Linked DNA regions of Homo sapiens: region 1 is linked to region 2. A link is an interaction called in ENCODE POLR2A ChIA-PET data of the cell type or tissue named here. Cell type or tissue: PC-9. All regions are shown on one strand.

Region 1 (4,000 bases), 200 kb after region 2:
TAAGGCAGGTTCCTAAAAGCATAGCCTGAGACAGGGATGCTTACGTAAGTGATTTATTGAAGAGTGCCCTTGGGAGAAACCTGAAAGGGATTAAGGGAAGCAGATCAGAAGAAGATGCTGAGCAAGAACGAAAAAAAGAACTCTTACCTCAGCCTGATTCTGCAGAAAGCTCTGCCTGGAGCATAAATTGCTCCAAAGTTTGTCTCATCCAGAGGCAAGGGGGCCTGTATACCAGTAGGATGACCCTGGAAGAGGTGGGGTGGAGGCAGTGTGTGTAATTTCTTAGGCATTTCTGGGCAAAGTAGCTCCTGTCAGCCAAGGTAAATCTTCCCACAAAGATGCAGATGTAAGTAAGCATCAGCTAGGAGATGGGTGCACGAGCCTGGTAGAGAGAATCCGGGCAGACAACCAACAGCACTTGTAAGAACTGATATGGCCAAAGGTTCTCTTGAAAATTCCCTCAATTTGCCCATTTTGAGACTTTATTTAAAAAAAATTTCAGAAAATCATTCATTATTATTATTATTATTTTGCTGCTTGTAACACATTAGCAAATTTATGAAAATTCTAATTGCATGCCATTTCATGTTTCCATCATCCTTGTCTTCTAGGGACAGCTTCTTGTCAGTGCCTCTAATTCTCCTTTAAGTTTATGTGTCTCTGGCTGGGTGGTGGCTCACACCTGTAATCCCAGCACTTTGGGAGGCCAAAGCAGGCGATCACTCAAGGCCAGGAGCTCGAGACCAGCCTGGCCAACATGGCGAAACCATGTCTGTACCAGAAAAATACAAAAAGTAGCCAGATGTGGTGGCGTGTGCCTATAACCCCAGCTACTTGTGAGGCTGAGGTGGGAAAATTGCTTGAACCCAGGAGGTGGAGGTTGCAGTAAGCCAAGACTGCGCCACTGCACTCCAGCCTGGGTGACACAGCAAAACTCCATCTCGGAAAAAACAAAAACAACAACAAAAAAAAAAACAGTTAATATGTCTCTATGGCCCTCAGTTAATTCTTCAATTTCTTCCTCCGCAGGTACTAACCACATTACTGTTCACCTGCATATTGCATTTTATTTTTGTTAATGGTCAGTAAACCTTTAAAGTTACTTACACATCCTTTCTGCAGTTTTAAACCAACATGTACATCTGGTTTTGGCTTTGTTTTTTTGTTTTTGTTTTTGAGACAGAGTTTTGCTCGTCACCCAGGTTGGAGTGCAACGGTGCGATCTCAGCTCACTGCAACCTCTGCCTCTTGGGTTCAAGCGATTCTCCTGCCTCAGCCTCCCGAGTAACTGGGATTACAAGCCCCAGCCAACATGCCCGACTAATTTTTTTGTATTTTTAGTAGAGACGGGGTTTCATCATGTTGGCCAGGCTGGTCTTGAACACCTGACCTCACGTGATCCACCTGCCTTGGCCTCACAAAATGCTGGCATTACAGGCATGAGCCACTGTGCCAGGCCCTACATCTGTTTTAAGTTTAGTTGTTACTTTCATTCTCTCACTTTTTCTCACTGTTAGTTAGATGTGCGCACAATGTACATATACCCTAGAGTGAGTTAAGTGCACTGAACCCCAGCATGTGATGGCAGGAACTCTGGACAGGTTTTGCACACAGCTTAAGTTCCCAGCTGTTCCATGTCCTGCTATTTGACTTGCTTGAGCTGGTGGAGCTTAAAACAAGAATCTTTCTAGGCTGTCCTGATACTCTTCAGAGTTGTGAGCATTGTGTGAGATAACATACCGGAAGGCACACAGAAATATAAGGTGATAGTATTATGCACACTGTGATTGATATGATATTTATATTTCAAATTCCAAATTTGCTTTCAGTTGGTTGCCTTTTGGGTTCTGAGATGACTTCATCTCTTACCAATGTTTCCTGGGCTATAAGTTGCTAGGATTTGACTTTCTCTTGCAGAGGTGACACACAGCGAGTAGTCACTTGTCAAGGTGAGTCAACACTAGGGGGAACCAGGCATTGAGCAAATTGAAGTGGAGGTTTTCAGTGATGCCATCTCTCTTCTTCCTTCTCTATGTTCATCTTCTCAGGAGCCTCCCATGCCCTCAGGGTGGCCGCTGGATTTTCAGAGCCCAATTCACTGGGCTGTAACTACATTTTCCATGAACTCAGACAGACAGCCTCATCAACAAATAAATGAACTAAACAAAGCCAAAAACCTTCTGTTCTATGTCCCATTAGCTTTCAGGTCTAGATGACATGTTAGAAAACTGCTGGGCTCTATTAAGTGTCAATGGCTGGAAACTGTTCTTACCCTCCATTTCTCTCTCCCACTCTTTGAGATGATTATTTCACACCTTCCTCTCTTTTCTCAAACCTCCAACACCTACTCCAACATCCTTACACTCAGCTAGTGGCCTTGCTTTCCATTTCATTAAGAAAATAAAAGCAATCAGCAGAGAACCTTCTCCCAATACCTCACCTACCCACTTAATTGTACCTATGCCCATATATTCTGCCTTCCCATTTGTGACTACTGAAGTGTCTGTATTTCGACCTAAGACCCATCCCTCCACTGGTATATTAGATACACTATCCCTTCCCAACTACTCATACTCAAAGCCATGGCTCCAGCAATTCTCCCTTCTCTCTAATGGGTCATCACATTTTCCCTCTTTACTAGATCATTCCTATCAGTATACAAACAACCTATAATTTCTCCCATGTTTAAAAAACAAAGACCTGGAGCGGTGGCTTGCACCTGTATTCCCAGCACTTTGGGAGGCTGAAGCAGGCAGATTGCTTGATCCCAGGAGTTTGAGACCAGCCTGGGCAACACAGCAAAACCCTGTTGTCAGATCCTGGGGTCTGGGTCCAGCCTATGCGGAATCCAAGGGCAGTGGGTGGATGGGCAGAAAGAACACTTGGGGGGCTGTAGGCAGGTGAAAGATGATTTTATTCAGCAGCACCTCTCATCAACAGCTTTCTCATACTGTCCACCTTTATCTCGGCTGTCTGCTCTGGCTCTGCGGCTCCTGCCACCCTCACAATGCAGTTGCATGGCTGGCTCTCCCTTGCCTTCAGGGTCAGCAGCTTAACTTCTTCTCTCTCTGGGCTCCGGCGCGAGCCATGCTGTGGCTCCCATCTGTCTGTCTGCAGGATGGACAGCTCTGGTTCTCTCTCTCTTTCTCTGGGCACCAGTGTGCCCACCATGTTAAGCCATGTTGAGCCGAGCCGAGCCCCAAGAGCCATGTCTGTCATGCACAGTGTCAACAGGGCAGTTATATCTTTTACAGACAACAGTGGCTCAGGGCCATGTATGAACTTACACAAACAGGTTACATAGCAAGTGGAGGGGTGCCCTTGCGAGCCAAACTCTCCAAGTCATGCAGGCCTGGATATCCGCCTTGGCCTATTCCTTGACCAAAGCACATCCATGTACCTTACACCTGTCTCTACAAAAAATACAAAAATTAGCCAGGTGTGGTAGCATGTCCCTGTAGTCCCAACTACTTGGGAGGCTGAGGCAAGAGGATCGCTTGAGCCTGAGAGGTCGAGGCTGCAGTGAGCTGTGATTGTGCCACTGCACTCCAGCCTGGGCAACAGAGTGAGACCTCGTCTTAAACACCAACAAACACGACAACAACAAAACTGTTCCCATTATCTAGACATACCTGCCGCTGGATTTCATACAGGCATCTCAAACCTAAAAGTTCCCAAAATCAACACCTAATCTCTTTTCCCACACACTCCAAGCCCCTCCATTTAGCATCTTTTCTCCTGCCTTCTTTGTCTTGGATAATGGCAAAGCCACCTACCTGGTCACCCTCACTAGCTCATGAAGTCATCTTTTACTTCTTCTTCCCTTTTACCCATAAAGTTGCTAAATCTTGTCAATCCAACAACCTAAACATCTCTAATTTATCTTCTTTTTATCCTCACTGAACTTGCCAGAATTAGCTCTTGCCTGGATAGCAGCTATCCCTTAGCCTTGCCCAAATGGTTCCTGGAATTTTCTTGCTAAAACACAGGTGCGATCCAC
Region 2 (4,000 bases):
ATAGGATGGTTTCCTTTTCTTTCGCTGCAATTATCTAGATTGAAAAAGTCTGATAATACCAAGGTTTGGCGAGCCTTATACAATGAGCTAATATGATACTATATACATTTTGTTTGTTTCTACTTCATTTTCTGTCCTGACAGATCAGTGTGTTCTTCATTCTGTTTTCTTTGGGTTTATTTTGTTATTTTTCTAACTTTTTGAGATTGCTGCATAGCTCTGTTTTCTGTTCTCTTTTCTAATATATGCATTTAAGGCTATATGTTTCCCTCTAAGTACTTCTGTAGCTGTATCTTACAGATTTTGATAGGCAGTATTTTTGTTGTTTCATGCAAAACATTTTCTGATTTGCATTATGATTTCTTGTTTGACCCATCTATTATTAATTTCTGAACATAACGGAGGTTTTTGATTACCTTTTTGTTATTCATTCCTAATGTGATTACTTTGGTTTTTTGCTTGTTTGTTTTTTGGGGTTTTTTGTTTTGTTTTGTTTTGTTTTGTTTTTGTTTTTGTTTTTGAGATGGAGTCTTGCTCTGTACCTAGGCTGGAGTGCAGCGGCACGATCTCAGCTCACTGCAACCTCCACCTCCTGGATTCAAGCGATTTTTCTGCCTTAGCCTCCTGATAGCTGGGATTTCAGGTGTGCATCACCACACCTGGCTAATTTTTATATTTTTAGATGGCCAGGCGCTCTCTTCACCTCAGGAGATCCGCCCGTCTTCGCCCCCCAAAGTGTTGGGATTACAGGCATGAGTTGCCACACCCAGTCCCTAACATGATTATTTTGGATTCCAAGACACTGCACTGTATTGTTTCATTCCTTTAAAACCTGTAGAGGTTTACTTTATGGTCCAGTATATAGTCAGTTTTTATAAATATTTCCTCTGTGTTTGAAAATGTTCTGTATTGATACAAAAATTAGCCGGGCATGGTGGTGTGCACCTGTAGTCCCAGCTACTCAGGAGGCTGAGGCAGGAGAGTCACTTGAACACAGGAGGTGGAGGTTGCAGTGAGCCAAGATGGTGCCACTGCACTCCAGGCTAGGCAACAGAGCAAGACTCCGAACCCCCCCCCCAAAAAAAAAGAAAAAAGAAAATGTTCTCTATGTGTCCATTGGGCCAGTTGTGTTAATCCATATATATTCATACTGTTTTTTTTTGTTGTTGTTGTTGTTTTGTTTTGTTTTGTTTTGTTTTGTCTGTTCTGTTACTGAGAGGCATATGTTAAATCTCCCACTGTGATTATGGATTTGTCTATTTTTCCTTGAATATCTGTTCAATTTTTGCTTTATTTATGTTGCAACATAGTTAATAGTAACATATCTACTCAAGTGCTCCCCTACAGCTCTCCTCCCAACATATACAAAGGCATGTCATCAGTTTAAAACAGCCCTGGCCGGGTGCAGTGGCTCATGCATGTAATCCCTGTACTTTGGAAGGCCAAGGTGGGTAGATCACGAGGTCAGGAGTTCGAGAACAGCTTGACCAACATAGTGAAACTCCGTCTCTACTAAAAATACAAAAAATTAGCCAGGCATGGTAGCAGGTGCCTGTAATCCTAGCTACTCAGGAGGCTGAGGCAGGGGAATCGCTTGAACCCAGGAGGCGGAGGTTGCAGCGAGCCAAGATCCTACCACTGCACACCAGCCAGGACAACAGTGCAAGACTTCGTCCCCCCCCCCCCAAAAAAAAAACAGCCCTCAGTCTCCCTTTTTCCTTGCTTTTTGTTATTGTAGTGGTGATTATTTCTTAGATTCCATGTTTCCCTCTTTGTGTTATCCAGGCTGGTTTTGGGGAGTGAGCAGGAGTGCCAATTCAACATCTAGGCAGGAGAATCTTTCACTTTCTAAAGGTTGAGAAGTGAAAAAAATGAATTTCTTAATATTTTAAACAATATTCTAGAAAAAAAGTTTTTCAGTTAGCATGTGCATTATTCAGAGTTTAAATGTTGGTATGTAAAAACCCTAGTCTATCAGATAGATTCTTTTGAATAATTATATCATCCTATCACTTAAAAAGGATCCCTCTTGGGTTCTACATTAGCCAATCTAGCAATTGAGGAAAAAATCAAAGTGTGTAGACTCTGTACCTCAGGAATTTACAACCGGGGGCAAAAGGCTAAGATTTGTAAAACAGGAAGTAAAAACGCCCATGCCTGGCATGGTGGCTCACGCATGTAATTCCAGCACTTTGGGGGGCGCTGAGGTGGGTGGATCATTTGAGCCCAGGAGTTCAAGACCAGCCTGAGCAACATGGTGAAACTCTGTCTCTACAAAACATATAAAAATTAGCCAGGCATGGTGGCACACGCCTGTAGTCCCAGCTACTTGGGTGGCTGAAGTGAGAGGATCACTTGAAGCCTGGGAGGCAGAGGTTGCAGTGAGCCAAGATCACACCACTGGCACTCCAGCCAGTGCGACAGAGCGAGACCCCATCGCTTTAAAAAAAAAAAAAATCTAGTGTAAATATTGCAGAATAGAATGTTCCTCAGAGTTTAGAAGAAAGATCATTGGGGGTTAGAGGCCTCAGAAATGGGCTCATAGAAGAAGTAGGGCTGGCCCTGAAACACTGGGTAAGATTTTGATCGCTTGAAAGAGGAGAAAAAAACATCATTTGAGATGGAAGGAACATGATAAAGGCAGAGACTTTATGTTTAACAACTCTAAAAATGATAATGAAAGTTTAATATATAATACAGGCCTCTCAAAACCAAGGTTAGGTGTTTCCATCGTACCTTTTGACCTTTTGATGGGTATAATTATATACAAATGAATAAATGATAATAATAGTTGATGTTTATTGAATACTTATTCTCTATCAGGCTCTGTTTTAAGTTTAGTCATTTAATTATAACAGCTTAGAATGTAAATATAGTCATTATTCTTTCTCTTCTAGATGAGGAAATTAAGGTACCAAAAGATTACAAACAAACTTGCCCGGAGTAATTAGTAAGTGTAGAGCCAGCATTCATACCCAGGCAGCCTGGCTCCAGAGTTTATTTGTATTTCCTATCTAAAAATGTGATTGTAATTTTTATGATATATTTTCAATTTATGAACCATTCTCAAAAAGCATAGACTTTGTTGTATCTATTGGCTGGCTCATATTTTTGAAACATGTTTAATTTTTTTTTAAGACCAAACTGGAAATCCAGAAGGCCCTTGCAGAAGATGCTACTGTGTATGAATATGACAGTATTTATGATGAAATGCAGAAAAAAAAGGAGGAAAATAATCCCAAATTGCTTTTGGGGAAAGACAGAAAGGTTTGTAAGCTGAAATAACAAACTTTCTTTGACCTTGACCTACATTTTGTGTCTTAATCTTATTTTAACATGAGAATGATCTGAGAAAAAGCTTTTAGGTATGTGAGGTGTGAAGAGTCCCTAATTCCAGATATTACAAATTTGATTGTAGAACTCAAGCAGCACTACATATTATCCTAATAGGCCAGGTGAATTATCTAACAATTTTGCTTTTTGCTTTGAAACCTTTGCAAATAGTTTTTTGAAAACTTTTCCTTGGAATTCTAATGTACCAAATTTGTACTGTTCCTGCCCTGTGTATGTTTATTTGTGTTTTATTACCCTCTCATTTTTTCATTTCTTCCTAGCTGGTAACTGAATCATCTGCCTGCACCTATCATGATTTTATTTTCAGTGAGAAAAAAATTTGGGAGGGGTAAAAACTGAAATAAGTTCAGATTTTCTTTCTATCAACTCTTGTTCTTTCACAAGCACAGGCTGATTTTTAAGGGCATTTGCATCTGACAGTTATCTACTAGTAGAGTGATGGTATAAAATTATATTAAGCTACTATTTTAAATAGTCATATTTCTACTAAATGTGAAAAACTAGCAGGAACTTTTCTGATTTTTTTTTAATTAAGATAATACCAGAAAAAAGAAAAAAATTATATTTAGTTTGATGTTTTATTAAAGTTAAATCGCATTATAAACAATTTCTATCTCTGCTACACCTAAATTTTTATGGAAAACAG

The links. ChIA-PET counts read pairs that join two places held together with the same protein. Peaks named below come from ENCODE experiments on the same cell type or tissue, not always from the same donor. Only the 100,000 strongest peaks of a DNase experiment are listed, where the experiment ranks them.
Region 1: POLR2A ChIA-PET joins it to region 2 with 5 read pairs; 5 of 35 experiments call an interaction of 5 or more read pairs at or near these places.

The regions. Positions count from the first base shown.
Region 1 is chr17:30,370,985-30,374,984 of GRCh38, forward strand. No RefSeq gene overlaps it. Among named protein-coding and RNA genes, the nearest start is that of CPD, 5.9 kb to the right of the region's middle. In PC-9, no CTCF peak of the experiment used is centred here; a DNase peak (open chromatin) is centred at 1,927; H3K27ac peaks cover 2,484 bases.
Region 2 is chr17:30,174,933-30,178,932 of GRCh38, forward strand. It overlaps NSRP1 (nuclear speckle splicing regulatory protein 1), which reads left to right. Exons shown (of 7, transcript NM_032141.4): 4 at 3,139-3,267. Among named protein-coding and RNA genes, the nearest start is that of SLC6A4, 59 kb to the right of the region's middle. In PC-9, no CTCF peak of the experiment used is centred here; no DNase peak of the experiment used is centred here.